2 separate regions of the Homo sapiens genome follow, and region 2 is linked to region 1. The links are chromatin contacts, found by Hi-C or POLR2A ChIA-PET in ENCODE. All regions are on one chromosome and are shown on one strand. Each heading gives the region's core, a stretch centred on a gene start or an enhancer-like site at or near the end of the contact. The rest is flanking DNA. Distances are from core to core; before and after follow the strand shown.

What was found. Hi-C counts contacts between places; a loop is a spot of excess contacts on that map. ChIA-PET counts read pairs that join two places held with the same protein, here RNA polymerase II (POLR2A). Pooled maps may share reads with other maps.
Region 2: a map of CD8-positive, alpha-beta T cell shows a loop between it and region 1 (5-fold over the local background). The contact joins the promoter of SLC7A1 here to the promoter of GTF3A in region 1. A Hi-C loop is called at or near these places in 1 of 168 maps with a recorded cell type or tissue (CD8-positive, alpha-beta T cell) and 8 of 50 pooled maps. POLR2A ChIA-PET finds 5 or more read pairs at or near these places in 1 of 52 experiments (PC-9).

What each region holds. Positions count from the first base shown.
Region 1 is chr13:27,423,369-27,428,190 of GRCh38, reverse strand. It overlaps GTF3A (general transcription factor IIIA), which reads right to left and starts at 3,572. Exons shown (of 9, transcript NM_002097.3): 1 at 3,253-3,572; 2 at 999-1,099. The coding sequence starts at 3,453. RefSeq lists silencers at 1-154, 3,228-3,307, 3,408-3,467, 3,478-3,747 and enhancers at 1,898-2,117, 3,068-3,137.
Region 2 is chr13:29,592,744-29,597,869 of GRCh38, reverse strand. It overlaps SLC7A1 (solute carrier family 7 member 1), which reads left to right and starts at 2,182. Exons shown (of 13, transcript NM_003045.5): 1 at 2,182-2,454. RefSeq lists silencers at 1,816-3,055, 3,224-3,518 and enhancers at 3,166-3,295, 4,385-4,884, 4,885-5,126.

The DNA.
Region 1 (4,822 bases), core at 2,323-4,822:
TGAGAGAAGATCAAACAGAAAAGTGAGCTCAGTTTGACTGTGACAAATTTGGGCCATGTGGAATTTTTTATTTATTTATTTCTTTAATAGAGATGGACCTGACCATCTTGCCCAGCCTGAACTCCTGGCCTCAAAGCAATCCTCCCACCTCAGCCTCTCAAAGTGCTGGGATTACAGGCATGAGCCACCACACCCAGCCTACCACATGGAATTTAAGAAGACACAGAGATAGCCAAGTAGCACTGTCCAGCGAGCAGTGGGAAACGGGGAACTACAGCTAAAGAGGGGCAGGGTCTGGGTTAGATCATGAGCTGGAAGAGTCATGTCCAGTAGTTCCTGGTTGCATGGCATTTCCTACCATCCCCACCCCCTACTTGGCCAGGATCCCCCACTGCTCCCAAAACAGATGACATTTTTAGTTTTGTTATGTAACTTTTAAGACTTCTTTACAAATAGGAACAAATACAAATATAGTTGCTTCCTGCCTACCCAACACCCACTACTCACCCCTCCCCCTACCCCCTAGCTTTTTTACACACATAAAAGTAGCCTAAAGAGGACTCTTCTGCACCTTGGTTTTTCAATTAAAGTGCCCTGGTGATTTTCTCATGGCTTTGCAGAGAGCATCTGCATTCATTTTCCTGGCTGTAGGGTATCCCATTGTGTTGATATACTTTAGCTTGTCCCCACCCATGAGCATTTTATGTTAGCTCAGCCTCCTGGGTAGCTAGGATTACAGGCACAAACCACCATCCCTGACTAATTTTTGTATTTTTGTACATACGGGGTTTCACCATGTTGCCCAGGTTTGTCTCAAACTCCTGGGTTCAAGTGATCTGCCCATCTCCGCCTCCCAAAGTGCTGGGATTACAGGCATGAGCCACCGAGCCCTGCCAGGCTTCACATTCCTGATCTCGTGAGTTAACATCAATCTTCTTACTGGGTCTATATGCCCAACACAACCCACTTCAAAAGCCTAAAAACAGGTCTCTACTTACACAAACGGCTTTTCTCCTGTGTGAGTCAGAATGTGGCGGCTCAGATGGTAGTCCCTGATGAAGGCCTTGCCACACCCTTCATAGTCACAAACAAATGGTCTCTAGCAGGAAAAAAGAAAAAGCATGTCACTTCTGCACTAGTTAGTAACTCTGGTATTATTTAAAAGCTTAAACTGCCTAGTGTTAAGGCCACAGGCTTCCTATGAAGAGGTGGTTTCTACTCAGAGCTGTGCACCCACTGCAAGACGCAGTGTTCCTGCACAAAGTTACACAACATAAACATCACAACTTCTCACAAAGTCACTACACAGATTTTTGTTCCATGAACAGCATTTAAAATAAGCAGGCATAGCATTTTTAACCTGCTCCCAACCCGGCAGCAGGCTTTCACAGCAACCCCCTCTTAAAGACGCCCTGGCTGTTAGCATGGCTTGTCTGCATGGATCCCCACCACCGCATGATTTAACATGTAAAAAAGCAAGCCTAGGGCAGAGGAACGAGGGAGGCCTGTCTCATCCCAGACAAGCCCAGGGTCTGTGCTAGGATAATGCCAAGCACAGCTATAGGAAAGTGTGTCACACCTGAAAAAGCTCACAGGTGCCAGGGCGAAGCAAAGAAAACAGCTCAACACCCTAAATGCAACCACCTTTTGTAACCCAGGAGTTGGGAGGGGGTGACTCATTTTGAACCTATAGTAAAAGCCAAACACACACCCCAAATAACCAAATAACCAGTTTGGTGCATCAAACTATGAAAAGCATACTACCAAGGCGTCCAGGAGGGAGGCACCGAGGCCTCCATGAGAGTACTAGGAGCAAAACAAGCAAACAGGAACACAGTGAGCTACATACCACCAGGGGCGGAGCCACAGAACCTTGCACAGCGGCAGGCGTGGAGTAGGCTCAATAAACATTTGTCAAATTAATCTGCATGAGAGATCTGGGACAACAAAGATGACTCCAAGTTTTTCAACCTGTATTAAGGAAACTGGTAGCGCCAGTATCCAAAATACAGCACACCGGTCTAAAAGGAAAGGCAAGCTCTTACGTGGATCTACTGGTAATACAGAGCCCAGAATTTAGAGGCTAGAACGGGCAAGAGGAAGGGCAGAGGGGCAAAGCATAAAGGATGTTATGAGTCATGCCGGTGGCTATGTAAGACCGCAAGAGGGAGCTGGGCGGGGTGGAACATGCAGAGGGCAGAAGAGGATCCAACGAAAAGGGCAGACGAGGAAGAGGAAAAGAACCAGAGAAGGTCTCAAGGAAGAAGCGGTCGGCCTTCCAGTGCTGGAGAGGTTAAGGAATGAGGCCCCGGAGGACACCTGGAGAAGGTGGCCCATAAATTAGAGGAGGTGCAAGGGGCAAAGGTATGGACTGCAGCCCAGTGGTTTAAGAAATTAAGGGCTTTAAGCTGAGGCAGTGTGAAGCCTAGCTCTGCCAAAAACTGGGAAGCTGGGCAGATTCCTTGACCTCCATGACCCTCGTTTTCCTCACTTGTGTGTGACATGGGCTGCCACGTCATATCATGGTATCTGACATTCTCCTGCCCTCAAAATAAAATCCAAACTCCTAATGGGCCTACTTCTCAGACCTCATATGGTGATCTCCGCACCCAAACACACCCACCTGCCTCCCACCCCAAGGGTCACAGGCTCCCTTTGTGTTCTCTCTACCTAGCACAAATGTCTGCATGGCTAGATCCTTCCTTCTTACACGGCTCACACAGAGAGGCCTTTCCTGACCACAACACTGCATGTCATTCCCACCTATCCTGTGGTCGGCTCGACCCAGGAACAAAGGTCCATGGCAGCAGAAACCTTGGGTTTGCCTGTTTTGCTCACTGCTCTCTCCAGTGTGGAGTTACGAAGAAATGAGCACATGCTGCTTTCACGACCCCTGGTACATGTAACCCATCTTCTGTACCAGCTCCAGGGGCCAGTGTTTGGCAGGTGTCTAGTAGCGGTGGGCCCCCTCAAACCTCACACTTATTTGCAGATTACGGGAGGCACTTGGCTGGCCGAGACTCACGATCAATGACTGCTTAGTAAATCCCGAGCCCCTGCCATGGATATCAAGGTCGCAGAACGAAGGTCCTACAACTTCCTGTCTACTTCCTCAGCTCCTTCCCCAAGTCCTGGATGTCAAAGCTGAACGCGCTGCACAGCGGGGCCTGCGGCCCTGGCCACGACTGCAGTGGCTACCCCGGGGCCACGCGCCATCCCTAGGCCCAGGGTTGGCAGCCTCGCCCCCCTCACCTCCCCCGTGTGCTTGCACAGGTGCGCGTCAAGCTTCCAGGCTTTGCTGTAATTGGCGCTGCAGTCAGGGAAGGAGCAGATGAACCTCCTGGGAAGCGCGGGGCGCGGCGGGGTCGGAGCTGAGCTCTCGCCGGCTGCAATGAACGCGTCGGCGATGGTCAAGGACGACACCGACTCGGCGACCACGGCCGGCGGATCCAGGGCGCCGGCGCCTCCAAGCCCAGGGCCAGGCGCGCTGCCACGTGCCGAGACACGTGCCGGGAACCGGCGCGCCCGGCCCACGGCTCCCTGCTGAACCTTCGCGCGACGCCGGCACACTTCCGGGAGCGCGCGCGGTCACCAGGCACCGCCCCGCGTCGGCGCCGCTGCTGCGCATGCTCCGGGAGATCGCGCATGCGCCAGGAGGCCCCGCCGCGGCTCGCGGCCCGTGCCCTGTCAGCCCTGGATGAGAGGCGGGGGTTTCTGCGTCCTCGGCAGAAGGCTGCTGCGTTTCACAGGCAACTCAAATCCCGAGGCACTGCTTAAATGGGGCTTGTTTCCCGTCCTCCAGTACACTCTGGAAAGCACTAGCCTTACATAATTTAAGTTAGCCTGTTGCCACATTACTAGTGTGACCTGTGTGGTTTCGTTTCTTTGCGTGCTTTACGTGCTTCTGCTGCAAGCCCCAGTTCAGAGGTTCCTAAGCTCAGATTCACGTGGAGAGCTTTACAAAATCCCGAAGCCTAGAGGATACTTGGACCACTTAAATCACAATTTCTGGGGGTAGGAAACAGGCATCAGTATTTTTGGAAACTTCCTAGGTGATTTCAATGCGCAGAAAAGTTTGGGAACCACTATCCTGGCACAGTAGTGCGCACCTGTAGTCCCAGGTACGCGGGCGAATCGCTTGAGCCCAGAGTGAGACCCCGAGCTCTAAAAGAATAAATACAGATGTCTCCCCATCCTACCCTTCCCCACCCCGGCAAACTGACCAGGTGGTTGGAAAAAAAAAAAAAAAAAAAGGAAAAGTTTGGGAACACTGCCCTAGAGCCTTGATGACCTACTTGAAACAAATCTCCAGGTGATTCAGTGCATATCAAAACCTGAGAAGCACTTTTGAGAGGCCTGAATGAATATGAGTATCTTAGTTTATGAGGACCACATGCCTAAAAAATGTCCTTGGATACAGATAACTGGCAGGATGACTTGGGGGATGTTCGCCAGATCCATATTTTTCACATCCTGCATTATTCCGAATCATTAAGCCCTTGTCGGAATGTGATGAACAGGTCCCTGCACAGCAGTGCAGTTCTGGAAACAAGCCAGGGCTTAACATCAGTGCTTATGAACTGAGTATTCCAGTTCATAAACACTCCTTTGCCTCAGTCTGCTCATCTTGAAAGTGGGAAAGTTGATAACGCCTGTGTCATCCTCCGTCTCAAGATAACGGGGCTGTGAGAGTGTCTATGCCTTGGGTCCACCTGTTGCTTTCTTCATTTGCCACTCTAGCCCCTGTCCATGGATGGGAGAATTCTACACTCATCCCTCCCACAACTCCGGAATTCTAAAATGGTTTCTCTTGCGCCAGTTC
Region 2 (5,126 bases), core at 933-3,432, 2.2 Mb before region 1:
CATGCTTACTGTGGCCTCAGCAGACAGAGTAGGCTGCGTGGGATCTGGGAGATCTTCTGTGAATGGAAGGCATCATTTCACCACTGTGCAATTGAACTAAGATACATTGTTTTATTTATTTTTTATTGATTTTTATTATTATTTTTTTGAGACGGAGTCTCGCTCTGTCACCAGGCTGGGGCGCAGTGGTGCGATCTTGGCTCACTGCAACCGCCGCCTCCTGGGTTCAAGTGATTCTCCTGCCTCAGCCTCCCGAGTAGTTGGGACTACAGGCGTGCGCTACCACGCCCAGATCATTTTTGTATTTTCAGTAGAGACGGGGTTTCACCATGTTGGCCAGGATGGTGTCAATCTGCTGACCTCATGATCTGCCTGCCTTGCCCTCCCAAAGTGCTGGATTACAGGCGTGAGCCACCGTGACAGGCCAGATTTGTTGCTTTAAAACAAAGCATATATGGTGGCTTACTATGATGTCAAGCACTGTTCAAAGCACATTACAAAGCTGGGCAGGATGGTGCTCGCCTATATTTCCAGCTACTGGGGAAGCTAAAGTGAGGCGATCGCTTGAGCCTAGGAGTTCAAGGCTGCAGTGAGCTATGATGTTGCCACTGCACTCCAACTTGGTGACAGAGTGAGACCCACTCTCTAAAACAAAGACAAAAACACATTTTACAACTGCTAAGCCATCTGCATGTGTTCATTAAAACTTTTTCTGGGGACTTTTTCTGGCTCATCCCTGTAGTCCCGATGCTAGGGGAGGTTGAGGCAAAATGATCGCTAGACAGCTGGTATTTGAGGCCAGCCTATGCAACATATCAAAAACCCGTGTCTATATGTAGAAAAAATATTAACTAGGCGTGATGACACAAGCCTGTAGTTCCATCTGCTTGGGAGGCTGAGGCAGGAGGATGGCTTGAGCCTGGGAATTTGAAGTTCCAGTGAGCTATGATTGTACCGCTGCATTCCAGCCTGGGTGACAGAGTGAGACCCCTGTCTCTAAAAAACAAACAAATGACAACAGCAACAACAACAGAACACTTTTTCTGAAGCTAGCACCATGCAGTTATGTACTTTATAAATTGCTAGTCTAATTCCAAGGGAATAGTTCAGCAGCTGATATTTGAGAAGGACCTGTAGAAAGGATTCAAAGACCACGGACACCGTCCACTGTTTTTCTGTTTTCCTATAAGATAGAAGAAGGATGGCATTATTAATTTATGCCCTGTTTACCTATCCCAAGTCCCAGATCACTGGATCTTTAAAGATTATGATTCTCGCTTGGCTTTTGGTACAAAAGGAGACAAGGAGGGAGCTTAAAAGGTGAGCACGGTGTGATTCAGGACTGAAGCTTCTGCCACTTCCTGGGGGGTAACTGCAAAAGTGAGCCGTTCTGACTAGCCGTTTGTGCATTTGCCACTGCCAAGGGGGCACAGGTAGATTCAAGCTTTGGGGCTCTTCTGACAACTGGCAAGGATAAGGTATTAGCAAGGGCAAAGGAATAGTAATAAAATAATCCAATAACAAAGACATGAAGATTTATAATAATTTTTAGGCCGGTGCAGTGTTTCAGGACTGTAATCCTAGGGCGCTTTGGGAGGCCCAGGCGGGAGGATCGCTTGAGGCCAGGATTTCGAGGTTAAGGTGAACTGCGCTCCAGCCTGGGCAATAGAGTAACACCCTGTCTCTAAAATGAAAAGAAAACAGTTTAAACCTTTTAAGTGCATACCAAATCTTTTATTTTGGAGAAGGAAAACTGGTCTCGAGTTCCGTGTGAGCTCCCTGGGGCCCGCCGGGAGGGGGTTGGCACGGCCGGACCTGCAGCACTAGTTCTGGCCAGGGCGCTGTGGGATCTGCAGGGGACCACAGGATGCTGTGGCGCGGTGCGCTCAGATTGGCGGAGAAACGGCCACACGCCTACGGAGCTACTGAGAAGGCGAGCGGAGGCGCAGCCCGCCCGCCCGCCGCGGGAACCCCAGGTTGGGGCGCTGGGCGCGCGAAGACTCAGCCGCCCCGCCCACCAAGGGCGCGTCGGTCCCCGGCCGCAGCCTCTGGGCTGGCAGCCGCCGCCGCGCCGCGCTCCCATTGGTGCCCGGCGGTGACGCGGCCGAGCGGGCCGGGGCTGCCTGGTCCGGGGGCGGGCGTGGGGCGCGGGGCGCGGAGCGCGAGGGGCGGGGGCCGGGCGCACTGCTGATGAAACCTGGCGCCGGAACCCGCCAGCCCTCGGCGCCCATTCAGTCCGCGCAGGCAGGTGTGAGCAGCGGGTCAACTACCTGGCAGGCGCGCACGCGGCCGCGGGCTCCCGCTAACCGCAGCCTCCACTCCTCTCCCCGCGCGCCGCGCCCCCGCCCCGCCCCGCCCCGCCCGGTCTCGCCGGCCGAGCGTCCGTTGGTCCTTGAGCGCGTCCGACAGTCTGTCTGTTCGCGATCCTGCCGGAGCCCCGCCGCCGCCGGCTTGGTGAGTGCCCGGCCCCGCCAACGCAGGGGGCAGCTCCTTGGGCCCGGGTCATCACGGAGGGGGCCCTGGCGCCGCGTGGGGCCGCGGCAGGGCGGCGCGGGAGTGGCGAGGGCCCCCGCGCCGGGAACGCTGCCATCCTCTGGGAAGGGCCAGGACCAGGGCCGGGCGGGCCCCGGAGTGGGCGAGCGGGGCTGGTGCCCATGCGACTGTCGCCTCCACGGAGTCCATTTTGGCTCCCTGAAACCGCGGCGTGGTGCATGATGCAACACCGAGTGAGTAAGCGTGGGCGATCTGGCGATGCCCGCTCCGCGCGCCTGTCCGGGGACCCGCGCGCCGCTACGCACGGGGTGGTCGGGGTGCGTAGGCGGGCGGCGGGCACGGGGGCCAGACTGGGAGGCACACGGAGCCCGCCGGCGGCGAGGAGACCTTCCCTTACATGGCGCGGTGCAGAGCACCCCGCCCCGCCACGAGGTCCGGGGATGTGTCATCAGCCGTGGGTGGGGACTCTGCCCGGCCGCCCGGAGGGTGGTCCCGCGGCAGGTGGCCGGCCCAGGGACTCTGCTGCCATCCCCGCCCGGTGGCCGCCCTGACCTAGGGCGCCTGGCTCTCCGCTTGTCCCTAGAACCCGGGACGCGCCGCCTGCACCTCTCGTCTGGGTCCCCAAGATTGCTTTGAGGAAGTCTCCCCTAGGTGGGCTTCCTTGTGACCCAGTGTGGCCTGGAAAGGCCGGGTTCCTCAAGCCCTCCACATGGTTTGGAATGAGAGGAAGTTCTTCCGCCTTTAGCAAGACACCGTATTCTCAGGGTGTTCCTTTCTGCGTAGTAGAAAACTTCCCAGGCATGGGCAGGTCAGAGTCATTCTAAAACCTGCGCGTACACAGAGCGGCAGCTGCACTGTAGTACTACAACAGCCTGCTGGTTCAGCTCCTGACCCTTTCCAGGGGATGGGGGAACCAGACAGCAGTTGTGTTTGACTTGTGTGACTAGGATAGTCAGACATGTGCCTTCAGGAAAAAAATAAATAAATAACCTACATTTCCCAATACTCACGTCATCACCGCCATGCCCTCATGTGTTGGGTTTTAGTCCAGACATAGTTACCAGATGGTTGAGATTTCAATCCCAGGTGTATCTCCCTAAAGAATGTGCCTTTTATCTTACTTACATTCGACTAGTAGAATTGTGTATGTCGGCCTCTGGCCGAATGCCCTAATTGTATTTAATTCGAATTATAATTTATCTGGGATTTTTCCTAACATTTCTTGCCCTTTATGTTTGGTTCAGATAATAGGAAACCATGATACATTTATTCCTCTGGTATTTTTAGTTGATCTCAGTGGAAATTACCATGATTTTTATATGAACACACCCTCCTGTTATTAAAACAAAAGGTCTTATTTAAGTCACACGAACAGAATAGAAACTTAGGGGAAAGGTCAACAATAGATTAAAATGGTTTTAAAAATAGGTTTAGCATATTACGATCATGTTTAATTATTATAAAGGTAAAATTCAAAGGATGTCAAAGGAGTTTTGAGTAAAGAGGAAAGGGCTTAGTAAGTAGATCAGAAATGTACTCCCTTGTCTGGGTCTGGATCCTAGAGCCACGTGCTCCTGTACATATGATTACTTGCTTTAGGTGAAAAAAAAAAAGAAAGGCTTGAAAGACAAGACTGTTGACTTCAGGGAGTTACAATTTTCTATTTGGTAGAAGAACTCATTCTTTGATGGAATTAAATACGTGTTGATTGATTATTCTGGTCTGTAGTTTATTTTAACCAAAGTCCATACAAATAGATAATTATGTTGGAGGGCTCAGAATTATGTCCAATTAAATTAATCCTTTCTCATTATCAACCATGTATTTGGAGGGATTGCTATTAATCCTAGGGACAAATTTGAAATGTGAATAAGTGCATCCTTGTTATGGAGAAAAATATTGTTTCCCTCTAACCTTGGAGATACTTGAGTCTCGGAGTTATCTCTTCCAGAGGCATCTTCAGAGATGCCTATCACTCCACCTGCCTCTTGGTCCTCACTCCAAGCAAGACCTTCCGATAGGATGTGGTGTTTTTCTGTATAGTTGGCCCCTGCAGACCTGGATAGATTTTAAAGGCAGATCCAATAGGATTGGCCGGTGGATTCATGGAAGGACGAGAAAGGTCAAATATGACTCCAAGCACATCGGAGTTGCTGTATTAATGAGATGGGAAGGCTGAGCAAAGAACGTGTTGGATGGAAGAGGGACTTTTTGAAAGTCACAACTGACCTTTTTAGAACTCTTATCCCCAGGGTCAGGGCTGGAAGATGTATCTTCTTGGGGCCCCTCTCAGGTGCCTGCCTGTGTGTTGCAGCCACCCGTCCAGGCTGCTGGCCTCCTTCCCCTTCACCTAGCTTTACTGGCTCCTCTCGCCAAATCTGGGGGGTCTCTTCAGCCTCTGTCTCCTTGCTGCCCATGGCCTCCCTTTGCTCCCCTGCCGCCTTCTAGTGGGCCGCCTGGTGGTGGACTTGTCCTGTGGGATGGAGACCCTCCATACATGGGGTTCAAAGGTCCTGGGGTATTCCTGGATCTTCAGGACATCTGCCTACCCTCAGGTTTCCCAGGCCTCGGGTGGGGAGGCATCAGATCCCTGGCCAACCTGCTATCCACCCCAGGGTTTAGACCTCTCTTCC